2 separate regions of the Homo sapiens genome follow, and region 2 is linked to region 1. A link is an interaction called in ENCODE POLR2A ChIA-PET data of the cell type or tissue named here. Cell type or tissue: CD4-positive, alpha-beta T cell. All regions are shown on one strand. Links, peaks and the distances in the headings refer to the core of each region. The heading gives the core; the rest is flanking DNA.

Region 1 (4,395 bases), core at 233-4,232:
ATATTTTCAACACTGGGACAAACACATCAAGTGGCCATCCCCTATTTTTAAGCGAAATGAAAAATGTGTAGAAAATACTAGAACCAAAAAGGAAAGCAAACTGGGTCTCATTTGTGTAGGTGTTAAATTACTTAGTTATTAAACAGGAAAAAGGTCTTGCTAGAAGAACTGTTAAAGCCCCAAATAAAAATGTGTGTGCTAACTCCAGGCTACCTCTGGGCTAGTAATTCTACAGGTAAAACAATAACTTCCTAGAGTGCAGTGTTTCAAGAAAAAGAAACCTGCCTCTCTCATTTATGAAGACATGCATCTCCTGTGCAGGTGGCCCCACACTTCTCTGTGACAAAAGTCAGCGCCAGGAGGGTAAAGACGTACATGTCATTGCCAAATATTTACTGGCGACGTCTCTAAAATTAATCACTCTCGGAGCCCCCAAAAGGTGAATGTATATCCATTTCTAATACCTACCACTCTGCATCTTTGGAAACAATATCATCAAAAGGAACTTTAAAGGGATCATGAAAAGCTCTAACATACAGAAACCTCTTTCAGACTACAGAAATTAGTCTCAAGACTAAATACTCAGGAGTTTAATTATTAAGTCAGCCCCCATGCCAAGAGGGGGAAATGGAAAGGTATTTATTCTGTTGCAGCTATGTTTATAGGTAACAACCTAGAAAACCAGGTGATTCACGTACAATGATACCTTATTTTCTAATGACGTGGCAACTCAAAGAGCCAGCAAGGCAAGATAGGGACAATTTGGAACTGGCAAAATAATGAATGAGTTTCTAGACATAATTTTATTTTCTCTGGGATAAATGATGAGATTCAGGCTTACTGACCCCCAAAGGAGGCTCTTGTTGTATTTTAATATTTGAGAGGGTTGAACTTGGAGGGACAAGGCATACATTTTTTTACCGAGGATGCTGCTTTGGTCAAGACCTGTCATCCTTTGATGGTCACAGAGCAGGAGTGCCTGCCTCCCTCCCAAGTCAACTGCAGTGAAATGTTATTGTTTGATAGCTTTTCAGTTGCTGACAAAATCAGCTGGTGTTCCCAGAAAATGAAATGAATTCCACACACTGGCCTCCCTCCCTTCCTTCCCCTTTCACTCAGTGGAGTCCCAATGGATGAAATGAACAAATCTCCAAGGAATTTGAAGACCACTCTTACTACTTACAAGAGTGCTTTCTGGCATCTGTAGAAAAATCAGAAAATCCAACAATATGGCCCAAAGTCCTGACAACAACTGGCTGGAGTGAGGCAGCAACAACAGCTCCCTTTAAATAAAGCCTGTGCTGCCTAGTTCTTTACTCTTCTCACCCCATCTGCTTAATTCTTTTAAATTAACTGTGTGGCTGCCATAACAATTTGAGTTTCAGCCCCCTGTAATACAGCTTACCTCGCATTACTTCCAGGACACAAATCCCACAATCCTATTCACACTTGGTGATGTTTGGGCCAGTATCAGGGTATGTCCCCACACTTCCTAATTTCCTAAGAAAATGAAATACATATATACACAGCTTCATGATAAATGCCAAGACCAGCCAACTAAACAGACACCAAGAATAAAGCAAGATCCCTTCCCCAAACTCCATCCTACCAATGTCATTTCATAATGTCTACTAGGCAAAGGAGTACTTGGTCCAATTATCAGATGCAATATTCAAGCTGAATGATATATGCACATGAATATTTTGAGACCTGGTTACCTTGGCTATCCTAACAGCCAAAGCAGATTTGCAGTGTGATCCCGGCAGCCCTACTGGCCGCATCAAAGGATAGGCTGTAATAGGATTTCAACACAGGAGCAAACAATGTCTGGTACTGATGGACACATAAAACTCACTGAAGTTTAACTCCTACTTCTTAACAAATAAAACCAAGCCCCTCCCCAACCTGGAGAGCCTGACCAAACTCACTGAGATTATCAATATCATTTTTGGGATCTGGAATCTTATTCTCGTTGAAGAAATAAACACCATCCCCAAAATGCTGATGACATTTAGAGTTAAGCCCTCTGATCACACTGCTCTTTCAAAGAGCCCAAGAGTAAAGGGAATTTACAAATATGTACTAAAGTCAGACACCAACATCCTAATAGCTTCTGCCTTCTAGAGATAAAAATATAAAGTATTTATGGAAAGACTCTCCTCATCCCTTTTTATGCAAAGAGTATCTTACAAACGCATTATGAACCAGACATCTGTGTCTTAAGACAATGAACACATCAAGTTTTAAGGGGCTGTAACTCTGAAACAGGCCTGGCAGGTATTTCCACCAAACCACCTCTTCTGCTGTCTAATCCTTTACTAAGCAAATATTTATACTTTAGCAGGAAAATCCTGAGCTAGATTGTTACTTCTCTTACCACCCTCTGCACCCCTTTGTAAGATGTCCCTTCTCCAGTGACCCTGGAGTTTAGAACTACATTTGCTCTATTTTGTTGCATAACAGCAGCAATAGAAGAGGTAAGAGAAAGTGTCTCTAAAGAATCCTAAAGAACCCTCCGTCCAGCTGGGAGAACTATACTCCTACAGCGTGATCAGAGCTAGGGTCGCCGGGGCTAATCTAGAATCACTGTGCCTCCACATACACGAGGCACATCATCTGTATTTTCACGTTTTGTGAAAATGCTCCTTAATGTTCACAGACGTGGTTACCCACTGAAGCAGGAGCTAAGGCACAGAGAGAGACAGGTGTTCGATAGAAAACCACAGAGACAAAAAGCACCCAAAGAGTCGCTTTATAATTTTTATTTGATTTTCAAAAACTCCACAATATAAATGACTGAACCTTGAGGTTCCAAGTGTGGCCTCGACCAGCAGCCTGAACATTATCAAAGATGCAGGGTCCCAGCCTCTACCTTAGACATACTGAACAAGAATCTGCATTTTGACAAGATCTGCAGCTTGACCTCCATGCACCTCAAGGTATGAGGAGGACTGTGCTCTAGAAGAACTATGATGCAGCTGCTCTTGATGGGGAGATGGTAGCGAAAGTTCCCTAACTTTCAGAACATATGTAAAAGTCTGTGGAATACGTGGATTCGAATCATCAAAGCAACTTGTTTTCTTTAAAAAAAAAAACAAAAAAAAAACTGCTTTCTGAGCGCCATCTCTCTCAGACCCACTGAATTAGAATCACTGGCACTCAGGTAGTCCTAGGGCCCACACCAGTCTGAAAACCACTGAGCAACTTCAAATGTGCATCTCCTCTGTGCTGCTTCTGGAGCTGGTTTCAATATACTGTTAAACTGATCGACATTTGGTAACTGAATAATCTGCAAAAACTTCAAAAACCATGTCATAGCTTTGTATATGCCCTAAAGTGAATGAGGCGGGGGCAGTGTTCTGGAATTCTTATGAATGATATACATCTCTTTACAAATAGTCAGTTTTTTAAAAGGAAATGTGTGCATTCTCGGTAACACATGCATTCACACATGCTTTCAGTGCTAAACTCTTCATAGAAAATGACAGGCGGACGTGGAAATAGCCACACGAGCACACATCCCCCCCGCCGTCTGAAATACAGAGGCATACATCTGAGAGTACATCCCTACGTATAGACAACTTCAAACAAAAACAGACCAGCTAAAGACGGAAAGCACCCTCCTTAAATCTAATATTCACTTTGTCTAGGACCAAACCAACTCCAACTAATTTAACAAGCAGCAATAAATAACCCATTATATGTTAGCTTTTAGTCATTAAACACCCTTCCCTTTTAATTAAAGAAAACTTGGAAACTAGCTCTCAAAGGGGTCCTAAATTTAAATGTTTAAGAAAAGACTGCTTTTGATACAAACTGCATAAAACAAATAATGAAAACTCTTAAATGTTGGATGGGGTGGGATTTCAAAGAATTAACTAATTGCAACCTGCGAGAGAAACAAGACACATTTGCTTCTGGGTACCTCTCCCACGTCATGCTCTTAAAGGCCCAAGTTTCAATTTGGGAGAAGAAGCCCAAATGTTTTTTGTTAATACGAAGAGTCAAAATATTTTAAAGGATCACACTTCCAACAGTTGCAATTTCCCTTTTGCAAGTTACCTAAGAAAGAAAAGAGCTATTAGTGATAGTTACGGGTGGGTATGGGGTGACAGCCACATGCAAACTGATGCTTGCTTTATCTCCCATTGCAGATCTGCGGGAATATGCAAGAATGGTTTAATAAACACCATCATTCCACTTTTCAGTTTAAAGTGTTCTTTTTTTGTGCAATTAAGTTATTAAAACACGACTATAATTTGACTACATTAATAACACAATGAAGCAAGCCTTCAGGTAAAGTAACTTGGATGGACAAAGGGTTTCCAAAAAATCACAGCCAAAAAGTCATGCCAAACCGAGGGAAAGGAGGTAATGTCTGTGGAAAGAATAACA
Region 2 (4,395 bases), core at 306-4,305, 400 kb before region 1:
TTTTAATTACTGTTAGTCCTTTAGATTTACATTTTAGACACTTTTTAATCTGTTCCCTTTTTTATTATAGCAGCACCCGGTAGAGCGCCACTGTACTTAAGGTTGTGTCAGCATTTTCATTAAAACACCTCCTCCCCTTCACCCCAAAACTGCCCCTACTCTGCAGGGGTTTACATCCGGCTGCTCAACAGGACTCCAGGGTGAAAACTTGGCAGGACATGGAAAACGTCCCCAATTTGTGTCAAGGGAGGAGGCAGCAAAGGGAGAATGTCTGGGTCACTCCCAGGGTGTAAAATTAGCACAGCCCAGCATCCTCACTTAGGTGAGGGACAGGGACGTCGAGTCACCTGGTAAGACTCCCTGCAAAAGAACAAAAGTGGCCACCTGCTTAGGGCTGGTGAAGAAGCTGTTAAAGTGGATGAGGTGCTGTATATAGAATTATAAATTGTGTCATCCCAAGGAGAACACTTAAACAAAAAGAATTTTCAGTCCACTGTAAAAATATGAGGAGGCAAGTTAAATTGGATAACTCTGGAATGGGTAGAAAGATGTCATAATAACGCACACATGCACACGGATACTCCCACAACTGAGTCTCACCCACGCAGAACTGAATAGAAGGTGAACTGGTAACTCCCTGGAAAGAAAGGCCTTATCATTTATGGGACGAATGCTGTCAACCTTCATGGTGTGGCATAATGTGATAAGTTATGGACACTACCAAGCGTGGTGCATATAGAAGCTATTATGATATACTTTTCTCCACCCTGCCCAAGAAAACACAACCCAAGCTGGAGTCTTCTCTAACTTCAACTCATGCTCTCTGGCACATGCCTTTAGCAATTACATTATGTACAACTTGCAGGAAGAAGTTAAACAAAAGATGTGGATGTTTAATCTTGTTCTAACATTTTTGTTTGTTTATCCAACCTCACAAGGGGTTATTCTTCCAATGGAAAAGGCCATCACCACACACCCAAGCTCTGTGAGCTGGGGAAAAAAAAAAAAAATTAAGTGTGCATCCAAGTAAAATTTTCCTGAAAGCACTTCACTTCTCCCAGCTCCATCCTGGCCCTCAGTTGTTACCAGGTTGCAAAAAGTAACCTGAAGACTCTGTCAACGATGCCTCTCCTGCTCCTCACACAGGTACACGTGCAGTGGTGTTATAAAATATGTGGCAGCAAGCAAATGGAACCCAGAAAAATCTGAGTGAAAACAGGACAATAATTCTCAGTCTGAAAGCTGAGAACCGATAGAGTCAGCTCAGTTGTGCAATCATTTAAAAGATGAATGACAGTTTAATAGCCACTAGATAGTCCTCTGGGATCTGTGGTTTGAAAGTAAAATATGTATTGTCGGTACCTCTTTAGGCTGTTTTCCAGCATGTTGTTGTTGTAAAAGTTGAAGCTGCAACTGTTCCTGTTGTTTTTTATAAAACTCTTGAAGCTGCTGCTACAAAGGAAAGAGAGGACGGTAAGTAACAGAGGGTAGCGCCAATCCACTGTCCCTTTTGGTGCCATACACAAACTGTGATTTGAAAAATAGCATCCTTTTATCTGTAATGGCCTGACCTTTAGTTTGAAACTCGACAATAAATTCAGCGCACACTGACTATTCTTGGCATTATTGTTTGAAAAGTAATCTCCAAAATGAACTGATGAAAAACATACCATTTTCTACACAAACTAATTAAAATAAGGCAAAGAATGACCTTTGATTGTACAACAAAGCTGAAATGCCCTTGCTGAGAGAGTCTGGTGAATCTCTTCTGCATGCTTTCTAAATGACAGGGCTGGGCACTATGCAGTGTTATTCAGTGTGTGCATGGACAGCCTGGGAGCTTCCGCTGCATCCTGTCCCCACCACCCCAGGCCAGTGACTCCCAACGCTGTAGTTCCGAATCTCATCTATTTGGTTCAGGTGGCTGTGAAGTCTGAATATTAGGTCCCCATAGTGCAATGACAACCAGAAGTTCATTTCAGCAACATCGTATGTGGAAGAAGTAAAATCAACTCTGGACCTTAAAATTAGCAAATTCTAGAATGCTTCTTTATGTTTAAAGAAAAAAAATCTGTAAGCTTCTGAGTCGAAATGGGGACATCAAGAGCTGTCATATTTAAACCACTCCCAACGTGCTCCTCATTTTGCTTTGATTCACACCATTTAGGAGCCATGTAAACCTAAAAGATCTTACTGCTACCAAGTCCAATTACAGCCCTGATCTCAGTCCATCGGGTACTCTCCAGGCCCAAACACTAGTCACCATGGCAGGGCTCCTCTCTTTTGGGCATGCAAAAGCACATCGATTATTCAGGGAGTGGTCTGTGTCCTGCCCCACCCACGCTGCTTTACTCTTCACTGAGCAAAGGAGCTGCTCTGGTGGAGGGGAGATTGCGAATGGAGTGATGGGGGCCCCTGGGTTCTGGGGGAGACAGGCTGGAGGTGGAGGAAGGACAATTACCTGTTGAAGCATGAGGGCCTGCTGCTGCTGGAGGAGAACCTGGAGCTGCTGAGGGCTCAGCACTTGTTGCTGGAGGATCTGCTGCATTTGCTGGGGAGTGATAACTTGAGGTGTCATCATAGCCACTGACACGGGAACCTAGAATGTTAATGAAGGATAAATAGGAAGCCAGGAAATCAGAAGCACGCAGCCTCCCAGGTTCAGCAGCTGACTGCCATCAGCCTGCTTAAAGAGTTGACCAATTTCCCATGCAACATGTATTTATCCAGAGGGGATGCAGCAACAGATCCTATTTAATCTATCATGGAGTTTATTTTAAAGAAAGAAAAGTAAAATCTTGCAGTACTGATGGGGGTTCCAGGCAGCCTTGCAAGCACACAAAAAGGACAAACTTAATAAATGCTAACTGGAGTTAAGATACGACAGTTCTCAATTGCTTATTGAGAGTGAGTTTTTGGTCAAAACCATCTGTGGGAAGTTAACCCAGACTTGAATTTTGTTTGAGAGAAGACAAATGGTAACCAGCACCTTTGCAGGTGGAGCCCATATGAGCACACTTGCTCTGTGGACAGTGATTTTAAGAACAACCAATCAATGCTTATACTTGCTGGGAAGGGAACCTTGGACACACCTTCCGAACTTAAACACAGACCCTTCGCATGATGCCTTTTACTCTTCCTTATTCACCCAGCACACAGATGTCTCAATTCTTTCATATTATGTGCAATACCATTAAAACCCGCTTTCCATGACATTTCAGTGACAAACAGCTACAGTGATGAACTTGATAGCATTTCATATTTGCAACTGTTAACACGTTTCTGCACGGGCATCTTTGCAAGGAACCTGCACACTGTATCTGAAAGGATGATGTCTTGTTCAGATAAAACACTGACATTAAAATGACAGGCTGTCTTGGCCAAGGTTACACAAATTGTATTCAAGCGGATACCTAATGACAATGCTATGAATTCTGCAAGCTTTCTAGAATGTAATTTAGCTATTCAAAATAATCACTGCACTTGTGTTTAATTTGCAGACTACATGAGACCCATTTTGTCAGTCCCCGTAATGCAAGAAGACTATTTCATGAAAAATCACCCCCCGCCCCAAATAAAAAGATAAGGAAAGAAAAAACAATGAAAGAAAAGACAAAACCTGTATGTCTTCTAACCGTAATATTTAAGCATCTTACTTTTCTTTGGTTTCTAATCAAACATGTGACAGCAAGAAGCTAGAAGCAGTAAAGGATATACTTTGTTAAAAAGGATATGCTGTCATCTCATGTATTACAATAAAAGGTAATAACATGTTTTGCACTTTGCCTGTGTGCTACTTAAAAAAAAAAATCCGGCAGACAATAGCTGATCAGAAGATAAAAGAATTAAAAAATCTTTCAGGGGAGCAGTAAGCAAAAGGCAGAAATGCAGTATTAATTTTATGTAACATAATGTCTTAATATGCAGTTTATCCTGACTTTTTCACATGATTTGTCCTGTCATTTGCATAGCGAGCTCTCATTCCTAATTTCACAGTCATTATGCACTGATGTCCCGATTTCTCAGCATCACTAATTTTGATGAACTAAAAATGGTTCCTGAAGGTCAGATTCATGCACAGCGAATGTTCTCCACTGTTGTTGTGGGCTTGTTTCATGTGTGGGGATGTTGATGTGCCAGTGTCGTGTGTTTGGAAAACACTAGTTAGAACATTCGAAAAATTTCATTAACCCAGCTCTGGAAGGTCATCCATGAATTCTTCCTATTCCAGTGGCCTTTTAAGTGTAGATGTAGATACACTGTAATTTAAAACAGATGGGCATGTCTGAATATTTTCATATGCAAAATGGGACAGATGTATATGAATGGATAAATTACCCTTTTAAAAAGATAATTTGTAGCACGAAATATCACCAACGATTGGAACAGTGAACT

Evidence for each region. ChIA-PET counts read pairs that join two places held together with the same protein. Peaks named below come from ENCODE experiments on the same cell type or tissue, not always from the same donor. Only the 100,000 strongest peaks of a DNase experiment are listed, where the experiment ranks them.
Region 2: POLR2A ChIA-PET joins it to region 1 with 5 read pairs; 4 of 35 experiments call an interaction of 5 or more read pairs at or near these places.

What each region holds. Positions count from the first base shown.
Region 1 is chr3:71,451,711-71,456,105 of GRCh38, forward strand. All of the region lies in intron 3 of FOXP1 (forkhead box P1), which reads right to left. Among named protein-coding and RNA genes, the nearest start is that of MIR1284, 88 kb to the right of the region's middle. RefSeq lists a silencer at 1,668-1,962. In CD4-positive, alpha-beta T cell, for the core only: no CTCF peak of the experiment used is centred there; DNase peaks (open chromatin) are centred at 2,671 and 3,521; H3K4me3 peaks cover 1,509 bases; H3K27ac peaks cover 4,000 bases.
Region 2 is chr3:71,051,175-71,055,569 of GRCh38, forward strand. FOXP1 (forkhead box P1) reads right to left here. Exons shown (of 21, transcript NM_001349338.3): 8 at 2,462-2,599; 9 at 1,363-1,452. Among named protein-coding and RNA genes, the nearest start is that of FOXP1-AS1, 240 kb to the right of the region's middle. RefSeq lists enhancers at 1-526, 1-267. In CD4-positive, alpha-beta T cell, for the core only: no CTCF peak of the experiment used is centred there; no DNase peak of the experiment used is centred there; H3K27ac peaks cover 84 bases.